2 separate regions of the Homo sapiens genome follow, and region 2 is linked to region 1. Evidence: read pairs that join two places in POLR2A ChIA-PET (ENCODE). Cell type or tissue: IMR-90. All regions are shown on one strand. Links, peaks and the distances in the headings refer to the core of each region. The heading gives the core; the rest is flanking DNA. Region 1 overlaps KLF9 (KLF transcription factor 9). Region 2 has its middle 68 kb from the start of MAMDC2.

Evidence for each region. ChIA-PET counts read pairs that join two places held together with the same protein. Peaks named below come from ENCODE experiments on the same cell type or tissue, not always from the same donor. Only the 100,000 strongest peaks of a DNase experiment are listed, where the experiment ranks them.
Region 2: POLR2A ChIA-PET joins it to region 1 with 11 read pairs; 5 of 35 experiments call an interaction of 5 or more read pairs at or near these places.

What each region holds. Positions count from the first base shown.
Region 1 is chr9:70,404,543-70,409,924 of GRCh38, forward strand. All of the region lies in intron 1 of KLF9 (KLF transcription factor 9), which reads right to left. It overlaps LOC124900273 (a long non-coding RNA gene), which reads right to left. Exons shown (of 2, transcript XR_007061576.1): 2 at 1-3,887. Among named protein-coding and RNA genes, the nearest start is that of KLF9-DT, 7.0 kb to the right of the region's middle. In IMR-90, for the core only: no CTCF peak of the experiment used is centred there; DNase peaks (open chromatin) are centred at 2,029 and 2,759; H3K4me3 peaks cover 504 bases; H3K27ac peaks cover 2,344 bases.
Region 2 is chr9:69,973,534-69,978,915 of GRCh38, forward strand. No RefSeq gene overlaps it. Among named protein-coding and RNA genes, the nearest start is that of MAMDC2, 68 kb to the right of the region's middle. In IMR-90, for the core only: no CTCF peak of the experiment used is centred there; a DNase peak (open chromatin) is centred at 2,848; H3K27ac peaks cover 1,406 bases.

The DNA.
Region 1 (5,382 bases), core at 307-5,306:
GTGAGCCAAGATCCTTCATGCCACTGCACTCCAGCCTCGGTGACAGAGTGAGACTCAGTCTCAAAATCATAATAATAATAATAATAAATAATTGAAGTGAATGAGGCAGTGCTGGACTAATCTGGAATTCTAAACAAAAATTCTAGGAATCAAGGGCTTCTGGAACACACACATAAATTCTTTATTTTTAATTATAATGGTGTGCTAAATGATTTAAACACCTCATCTGAATTAAGCTTCATAACAACTTCATAAATATATAATTACTGAGCTCCATTTTACAGATGAGAAACCTGAGGCTCAGAGAAGGTAAGTAGAGCCTGAGTTGTCATAAATAGAATGGTGGAGACAGGATTCAAAAACCCATGTCAGAAGGACCCAAAAGCCTGTGCTCTGACGACTCTATCTACTGTCTCTGTACTGAAGGTAAAGGCCCCCTCACATTCCAGTTCCTCAGTTTGACTGTTCAATATGAAATAGGTCAGGCCTTACTCTTCATTTCTAACTGCCTGTCTTATGAAAGCTAGCTCTCTGGAAGACAGAGATGGTGAAACATTTTCTTCTCCCTCTATTTCTTTGGGCCAAGATGATCTGTAATTTTGCTCCCGGTTCTAAAATGTCCAAAACTCCCAAGAGAGACTTTTGTGTTTTTGACCATTGCCTATTCCACTGGTTCCCACTTTGGTTCAAGTCAGGCCCTTTGGGAGATACTCCCTTCCACAAGGACGGAGGCTCAGCTTGGAAAAATGTTCAAACTTCATTGAATACATAACACCACTGACTGCATTTCAAATCCTTGTCACTAATTTTGTATGGCTTAAGCTCCCGTCTCTTACTTTAATCTATTTAAATAAATGTCCTCACTTTTTAAAAAGACTCAATCTGGCCAGTTAAGGATTGGCCTTTCTCCTGTTCAAATTCTCCTAGATTCCTTTCTCCTGTTCAAATTTGTGATCATTCTCAGTTTCATTAAAAAATAAACAAATTCAAAGGCCCAGCAGCAGCAGCTCTGGCTTAGATCGTGAGCAAACTGGTTCTCTCAGCTCTAGAACCTTTAGATTTCAGATCCAGGTTCTTCAATTCTCATCTCAGGATTCCAAAGTCAATTATACCACACTAGAAACTGAGATTAAAAGAGAAGGCTTCGGGCACACCATCAAAAAGGCTTTGGACACACATGGCAATGAATGGCCTTGGAAGGTCCCATGTATTTAAAAAAAAAATGGGTGCTTCTCACTCCCTCAGGGGGGATCACATTCTTATGAATAATAATGTTAGTCCTATTATTTGCTGAGGGGACTGCTTGACACTGGGATAAAACAAATGTTTACTCGTGGCCTTAATGCATCAAAAAGGTATTAAAGTTTCAGGACGATTCCAGGTAGGGAGTGGTAGGAAACCTCTCAGCAGCTCTGCCTTGGGCTGTTAAAGAGAGTGCTGCTCCCATAAAAAGGGCATAGGCCACCCCAGCTCACTCCACCTCTGCCCTTTCACTTGGTTAATTCCATGAAGCAGCCCTTTAAACTAAGGTGAAAAAGAAAAATGTTAACCATAGACTGAAGTCCCAGGAGAGCAAGTGGGGGGAAAGAATTCAAATGAAAGTACTGCAAAGAATTCAAAATGAAGGAAAAATTCCTAGGCACCCGCAGAGCCAAGCTTGAAGCTAGGGGCTTTAGCATTTTCTGCTGACAAATGCTTCCAACTACCTAGTACCCTCATGAGCTGGTGAGGCTCTGGGAGATTACACAGTATGACCACTCACATGCTAGTCAAGGCAGATAGGCAGCTTTTGAAACCTGGTGGTGTGCTTCAAAGCCCTTCAAGTCCCCCCAAAACATTTCAAGAGAACAATCCCCATCTCTCTGAGAAAGGGTGGGGATGTGCTTTCTTAAAGACAAAATGATGGATGTGATGACCTCCCAAGGTCACTTCCAACCTCCAAGTGCTATTCTTTTGATACTAACAACTGCTGCCACCAAGTGCTCTGAGTTAGGCCTAGGCCTGTGACTAACTTTCAACAAAAAGTGGGGCGGAGAAAGAGAGCCAGGATTGCTCAAAGACCACTGAAAGAGGATCTCACTTCTTTCCCTTTTTAACCATCTGTGGGGTTTTTTTCTTCGTCTTCCTTTTGCCCCTCCTTTCTGCGTGTGTTGCATAGAAACAGAAAGTGCCTTTGTACCAATTACTAGGCACTAATTTACGCTCTTCAGTGGGCGCTGGGCTTGCTGGAGAAACATTAGGAAAAGGTGGGAGGGTCGGATGTGGGGGAGGATTCTAGCAGTGGAGGAAGGAATGGCATGCTACAAGCTTTTTCTCCAAGCCTGAGAACAGCCAAAGGGAAAGAGAGAGAGAGAGAGAAAAAAAAAAAAAGAACACGGAAGATTTGGAAGTCAAGACTAACAAATGCGACAAAGCTTTTTTTTTTTTTAATGAAGAATGCTAATGATCATAAGGCATTCAGAAATCAAACTGATGGGATAGAAAGCAGGCTCCAACTAGAGCATGTCAGATTGTTTTAGGGGCTTCTGAAAGAGTGAAGACTGGGAAATCATCCGCCCACTTTTCTTCTCAATGAACTTACTAAGGAAAACCATTGTCAGCCATTTTCCCAATATGTCATATGATGTTTCTCCCTGGGAAGTTCAATCTGGGAATTTCCCACAGATGTTGCAGAATGACTAGTCCTTGGGATAAGCGTCAACAATTGAGACAGGAATGTAAATCTGACCCTCATGTTCAGAATCCAAGAATTCATTTCCCTGAATCCAAGAATTCATTTCCCTCAGCTTACATCTTTGTGTCTGAAGGTAATGGGGTGTCACCATCCAAGTGGCACTGTATTTACTCTGGTACCTCCCTCTCTCACCCAGGAACCCACTTATACCCCTCCCCTCTCTCTTCTCACCACGCACAGAAGATGTGAGAGGAAAATCAAGGGAAACAGTGTGCGTACTCTGTAATTTGACTCCACTTATGTTTTCTATCGTGAAACTGTAATCTTGCCAGCAGAAGATTCTCAGAGGCCCCCCGACTGTCTTTGCTAGGGCAGATAGATGGAGGATGACACAGGACAAATGGGAAATGAGGAAAGAAAGGCAACTGGGTGGCTCCTACCTTGTGACTAGCAATAAGAGCTATAGGGTCCTAACAGCCTCCAGCCCCAGGGTCAGATTTCTGCAGAGAGCTTGGGCTGGGGGCTGAAGAACAGTCTGGGCATCTTTCACTTGATTCAAGGGAGTTTTACCCTCTTGTCTAAAACCCAGAAACAAACCCTATAGCAAACCCTTGCAGCCTTAGAAACCCATCCTCTATAGCTAGAAGCCATGTGTATGCAGCCTTTTGCATAGATTGTTATTCTTCCCTAACAGGATACTTGATATCACTCCTATTGCTGAGTGGGGTGAGGCAGTATCATCTCCCAGGGGGCAAAAATTGGTTCTGTGACAGGTGAAAAAAGTCTTAGCTATTACAACGATTTGTCGCCTTCGGAATGGGGCATAGTCCATAAACAGCTCAAGTGTATCTGTGGAATTAAAATGTAATGGGGGAGGCCAGGCGCAGTGGCTCACACCTGTAATCCCAGAACTTTGTGAGGCCGAGGTGAGCAGATCACTTGAAGTCAGGAGTTCGAGACTAGCCCGGCCAACATGGTGAAACCCTGTCTCTACTAAAAATGCAAAAAATTAGCCGAGTGTGGTGGCACACACCCATAATCCCAGCTACTCTGGAGGCTGAGGCAGGAGGATCAGTAATGGAGGGGACAATTATGGAAAAAGGGTAGAGAAACAGTTACCTGTGCAAGCCCCACTCAGGCCTAGTTGTACATCTATGTTGGATGAAGCAAGTTGGGTTATGAAATGCCATTCCACATCACTCTGGGGAGCCCTCTGGAAAGAAGAATGGGGTAGAGAGAATGTGTCCCTAAGGATCCAGGTACAGGGCTTCCGTTCCACTCATGAAGAGAAGAGATGGTGGTAAGGGCTGGGCAGGGCCTACTTAATGGGCAGCCCAGTGAGCTAAGGCCCCTTAGTCTAGGGCAAGGCCTTGCTCTGTCCCTAAGGCCCCACCTCCCAGGCAATGAAGTGAGTTTTTCCTGATACCTCCGATGACATCAGACTCTCCTTGACCAAACAGTTGACTCCAAAACCTTTTACAGTAATTAAGGGAGAAGAGTGCAAGAAGCTCAGGGCAACCTCATGCCTTTAAGCAAAATTCCCACCTAAGTTAGAGTTGGCTAGTGATGGACATTCCTAGAGGGACCAAAAAAATCTGTTTTCCATATTGGAGGACAACTTCTACTACAGAGGCTATCCAGGTCCCTCACACCAAGTATGCCAAGGATCCCAAGAATGTGTTCGAAGAGGCTAAGGAGCAGAAGCCGCCACTCCGGGCTTTTGTAGCCCCCACCTCTCCTGGTTTTTTATGTGAGCCTCCTTTTGCACTATATATATATATGTGTATATATATATACACATATATGTATATATATATATGTGTATATATATATACATATATGTGTATATATATGTGTATATATATACACATATATGTATATATATGTGTATATATATACATATATGTATATATGTATACATATATATGTATATGTATATATATACACATATATGTATATATATGTATACATATACATGTATATGTATATATATATACATATATGTATATATATATACTGAAAAATATTTTTTCATAGAACTGGGGTGTCATGGTTGGAATTTGGGGTTTTCTGATCTTCAGAATCCTATAACCAGTGTTATCAAACTCAACCCATTGTCACCACTTGGCGATAGCTGACTTAAGCCCCTCCAAAAAGAGAATAAGATGGCACCTGGCACAGAAACAAGGCCTAAGGTTTCTGTCATCCAGATATCAACCCAGCATGATTCAACATCAGCCTGTTCTGATGACTTCCGAGCTGGAATTAGAATGTAGTTGTTTCCTTATAACACTGCCTTTACCACCCGCCCCCCAAAATCTGCCCATACTCTATGTGAAAGGTATCCACAAAGTCAGGAGACTTAGGATAAACTTCATGTTAATTACATTTTCAAATAATATGCTTGATATATTTTCATATAAAATACTCTAATAGTTCTAAAATTAATCTGAAACAGTACAAATAAATACATCATAAAGTGTCCAAAAAGTCTGGAAACAGGAAAAATAGTATATTTGTTGCATCTTTTGTTTTCTTTAGATTAACAATGGATCCACTGCTTAAACTTTAGAGGTATGTCACCTGAAAAGATCTGGTCTGGTTGAAGAAAAACAAACTGAACATACTATTTGAAAATGTAAATTAACATACTGCTTAAAAATAAGTTTATCCAGTGTTTCCTGATTTTTAAGGTGACGTTCTGTACA
Region 2 (5,382 bases), core at 184-5,183, 430 kb before region 1:
TGTATTTTTAGTAGAGTTGGGGTTTCACCATGTTGGCCAGGCTAGTCTCGAACTCCTGACCTCAGGTGATCCACCCACCTCGGCCTCCCAAAGTGCTGGGATTATAGGCACGAGCCCCTGTGCTGGGACACAGAGCTGTTTTTATCAGATAAGCTTTTACTGAGCGCTTACTGTGTGCCAGGTACTCTCCTAGGACCCAAGGACAAAAAGATTAGTAAGACAGTCCCTGTCTCTTCAGGACTTATAGTCCCAGGGTGGGGTATGGAACTGGACTGATTTAAATGGACAGAGAAGTGCGAGAGGCAGGGAGGTGGTTTATGCCTGGAGAGACTTCTACTCTAGTGGGGAGAGAGACTGAAATACACCCCCCACCGCCGACCTCCGACACACCCCAAACACAGGAATCATGTTGAAACAAGGATGGATTTTGATATAAATGAGGGTTTTTTGTTGTCGTTGTTGTTGTCTTTTGAGGCAGAGTTTCACTCTTGTTGCCCAGGCTGGAGTGCAATGGCGTGATCTCAGCTCACTCCAACCTCTGCCTCCCGGGTTCAAGCGATTCTCCTGCCTCAGCCTCCTGAGTAGCTGGGATTACAGGTGCCCACCACCACACCTAGCTAGTTTTTGTATTTTTAGTAGAGACGGGGTCTCTATTTGAGACCCCGAGGTCAGGCTTGTCTCGAACTCCTGACCTTAGGCGAGCCACCCACCTCGGCCTCCCAAAGTGCTGGGATTACAGGCGTGAGCCACCACACCCGGCAAATCATGGGTCTTAAGCCAAGTTTTGTTTGATGTAAAAAGAGGTGAGAATTCCAAAGATGAAGAGGCCCTCATTGTGTGGAGAGACAGATGCTGGGCTACAGCTCAGGGCACTGCAGTGTTCATGCCAGCTTGACCACTAGCTGACTGTGTGAGTATCTGTATTTCTCTGGGCCTCAGTTTCACCGATTTCAAAGGTAGAGAAGTGGTGTAGATAATCTCTGTGGCCCTTTGAGGTTTGTACAAGTTGCTTTTCCTACCATGGAGTAACATGGAATTGGGAGGGAAGAGAACCATAAAGCTTCTTCAGATGTTTTATAGGCTTTTTCTTGTGGAGGTTGTAGGACTGAAGGGATGTTCATGTACGTGGCTGGGGCAGGGGAAGGGGGATGAAACTTCACATATACCATCAACATTTGACTAAATGATCCAGTTTCTGCCACCCACTGCCCAGGTATGACATGTTTGTGCCTAAGACTGAGACAGAGGCCATGGAAACAAGGGCGTAGGGGGATCATATTAGGGAAATACAGCATTTGGAGAGAATAATTCATCATACTTATTGTAGTGTTCATAGAGGCAAAGCAGGGAGCAGAAGATGAACATGTCCTTAAGTGGCTGGAGCTCAGAGCCGACTCTGATCACAGGGTGTTGCCTCCACCTTTCCACTCCTTCAGTTTTGCCAGACTCACCTTCTCTCCCTGCATCACCTCTCAGCGTCCAGTCATTCTTTATTCTCTTAGTCTTTCAGTCCTTTTCTGACTCACCTAACATCCTATCAATTCTGAACACCAAGCCAGTCATGGCCCTGCTCCCACCAGCCCGCAAATGGGTGGCCTCTTGGCCTTCCCACCCTGTCTTTCACATCAGTGAGAACTCATCGGATTCCTCCATCCCTGACGTAGGTTACCTCATCCTTCTTTTTTGAACCCTATTTCTTGGAAAATTCTGTGTCTTCTTTTTATCTCAGCCCAAATCCCTGTAGTCATGGCTAGTTCCTGACACCTGCTCCTTTAACAATCCTGTATATCTTGCAACTTTGTCTCTCTTTATTGACATTTTCCAAATGATACATTTTCCCAAGTCTCTTTTTATTAAAAATAAAACAAACAAAAATGACTTTTTTTGGCTTGGGTTTAATAAACAGAGTAATGGTAATTTTAAAAAATGAATAAATTTAGTATTTTAACCCAGTCTCATGGTTGTTGTTGCAACTTGGTGAAACAGAACTTTGGATCTGGTTATGGAATGGAAGGACATATTTTGAATAGGAACCCCAACTCATATGGGCTTCATATTAAGAGGAACTGAAAATCCAAAGGAAGGCCGGCCAAAGGGAACCCTTGGTTTTATAGCTCAATGATGTTATCAAGAACCTGATTGCTTTCATTTTTTTGTTTCCCCTTCCATGGTGTCGACTTCATCTAAAACGAAATTTTCTTGTGGTCCTAAGATGGCTACAAGCAGCTCTATGGGCTTCCTGTTCTCCTCAGAGGCAAGAGAAGCTCCCTCCCAACATCCCCAGCAGGAGTCCTGAGGTTTTCTCTAAGTAGTCTGACTGAAGTTATGCGCTCACTGCTGAACTAATCACTGTGGTTATGGAGCAAATGTCATGGTTGCCATAATCTCGGCCACATGCTCTACTGCCAGAGCTGGAGTGCAGTTTAGGTCCCTGAAACTACATGGTTCCCCTAAACTAAGTCAGAGGGTTTGTCCTTTACTCATGTACTTCCAGGACCTGAAGGTTGGTTTGGACCCCACTTACTGACACATCTCTAGATCCATGTCTAGCTGGTGCTCTAAGCTTTCTCAGCCCCAGCCCTCCCACTCAACTTGAACACTAGATATTAACAAAGTGCCAGGTGGAAAACTCCAGAATTGTGCATGGCAGCATGTGTGCAGAGATGAAAAGACACAGAGAAGTGAGGAGGGGTGAGGACTGTTTGGTCCTATAATAGTGATGCGGTGATATCATGACTTTAAACTCTCCAAACATCTGCTGGGAGGCTCCTACTGCTAAAAGTGGAACAGCTGATTAGAGGACAAAGGGAATCGAGCTTCCACTTAATTCTGACCAAAAGGAAAGGCCAGTTGGTGAAACAGAAGGTATGGGAAGCATGGGAGGAAATGACTGATTCACCTTGGAATTTGTAATAGCAGAGAAACGGACAAATGGGCATGTTCAGACACATCCATTGGATTTTTTTTTTTTTTTTTTTAGTCTAAGAAAGGCGAAGTGAGCCCATAGTCAGTTTCTAAAAGGGACTATCACTTAAGAAGGATAAGTAGCTTTAGAAAAGAAATGCCTACTCTGTAATCTTGGGTTATTCTAATGAGAAGTTCACTGAGGAAACATTAAAGAAACTGAGTGTGTTTAGGGTACAACCAAACCCAGATTTAGAAGGAACAGAAACAGCCGGCTTGATGGCTCATGCCTGTAATCCCAGCACTTTGGGAGAATGAGGCGGGAGGACCACCTGAGGTCAGGAGTTAGAGACCAGCCTGACCAACATGGAGAAACCCTGTCTCTACTAAAAATACAAAATTAGCCAGGCGTGGTGGTGCATGCCTGTAATCCCAGCTACTCGGGAGGCTGAGGCAGGAGAATCGCTTGAATCCAGGAGGCAGAGGTTGCGGTGAGCCGAGATCATGCCACCGCACTCCAGCCTGGGCAACAAGAGCAAAACTCCGTCTCAAAAAAAAAAAAAAAAAGAAAAAAGAAAAAAGAAAAAAGAAAAAATTAAAGAAAGAACAGAAACAGAATCTGGGAGGAAAGCCACACGTAGTGAAGGCTGAGTGTAACATGTGTCATTCATGGCTGAGTGACACAAATCTGTGCAGACGCAGCATCCCAAAGGCTAATTGTAGATAAGTTGACACTTGTATCTTTTGTAGAGATGAGGTTTCGCCATGTTGCCCAGGCTGGTCTCAAATTCCTGGGCTCAAGTGGAAAATGATTGCAAAGAGGGAAGGCACCCAAGATGGAGCTGGGCACCTTCTAATTTTAGAAGGGGTGTTATAGTAAGCACAAACTTAGTATTAAATTGCCAGTAAAATTTTTGATTAGATTACTAAACAAGTGGGTGGTTTTCAAGCACTTAGAAAAGTAGATAATCACCAGAAACACGTGTAGATAAACCAAGAATTATCTCCAAATAAGGTGACTTGGGTTTAAAGTCATTAGGCTTATTATCAGGAATATATCTGTATCCTGCAAATAAAAAATTTAACAAATCTTTAAATAAAACATCCTATGATAATTATGCAGGCAAGATAAACAAACATAGGCTGGATCATCAACAATTTATATGGCTGTTGATTTAATGCATCACAGCCATTTTGAGAAAAAAGTAGTCTTCCCTGCTATCTTTGGCAAAATACTATTAAGATACTTTTAATTAAACAACATAGATGGCTAGGTAAATAATATCTTTATTAGATTTGTGGATAAGACCATGTTATTATGTGAGTAAAATGAATTAGTATTTTAAAGATCTTCCCAGGTTGGAGAAAAATGGACAGAAGCTAGTAAGGTAAAGTTGAAAAGGGACTTATGCAAAGTTTGGCATTAGGTTAAAATAAAATTGCAACAGTACTGTATAGCAGCATAGAATGACAGGAATTCTGATTTCGGAACAAAACTATACTTGGCAATTTTAGTTGATGATGAATGGCATTTGAATTAGGAAGAGTGTAGTCTAACTACAATTTAACCTTGGGTTGCATTTTTGGAAGCCAGGCCTTCAGATCTGCCCTGGTCCGCCTGCTGCTGGAGTTGATGCCCAGTTTTGTTCAGTACACAACATGGTGTAATCTGACGGGTGCTGGAAGCCATATCTGCGATTATGGGTCCAGGAGATATAAACACGCAGGATGTCTTCCAGGGCCAATGAACAGACCTACTGGTGAGAAGAGAGGGCTCTTATTGGAGAATATGTGAGAAAACCATATTGGCAGGATGGGCAGAGGCAGATGGTAAGGCTAGGCTCTTGAATTCCCAGTCTAAAGATTGTGAGCCTTACCTCTTAGACAACACAGAGGTTCCAAGCACTCATAAGTGGGATGAGAGAGTGGATGAGAGTTGTACTTTGGAGGATAGATCTGAGATTTTAAATGTTATGGAGGCAATGCAATGGAAAGTCGTGGACTGGGTGGATAAGTGTTTAGGATCTGAAACCAGGACTGGGACAGAATGCTGGTCTTCAATTTCCTGGGCATTTAACTTTGGGCATGATTCTTTACCTCTCTGTGCCTCTGTTTTCTCATCTGTAAAATGTGGATAATAATATTATCTACCTTATTAAGTTGTGAGGAGGATTAAATACATTAAATATATATGAAGTGGGGCCAGGTACAGTGACTCATGCCTGTAATCCTAGCACTTTGGGAGGCCAAGGCAGGTGGATCACCCGAGGTCAGGAGTTCAAGACCAGCCTGACCAACATGGAGAAAACCTGTCTCTACTAAAAATACAAAATTAGCCAGGAGTGGTGGCGCAGGCCTGTAATCCTAGCTACTTGGGAGGCTGAGGCAGAAGAATTGCTTGAACCCAGGAGGCAGAGGTTGTGGTGAGCTGAGATTGCACCATTGTACTCCAGCCTGGGCAACAAGAGCGAAACTCCA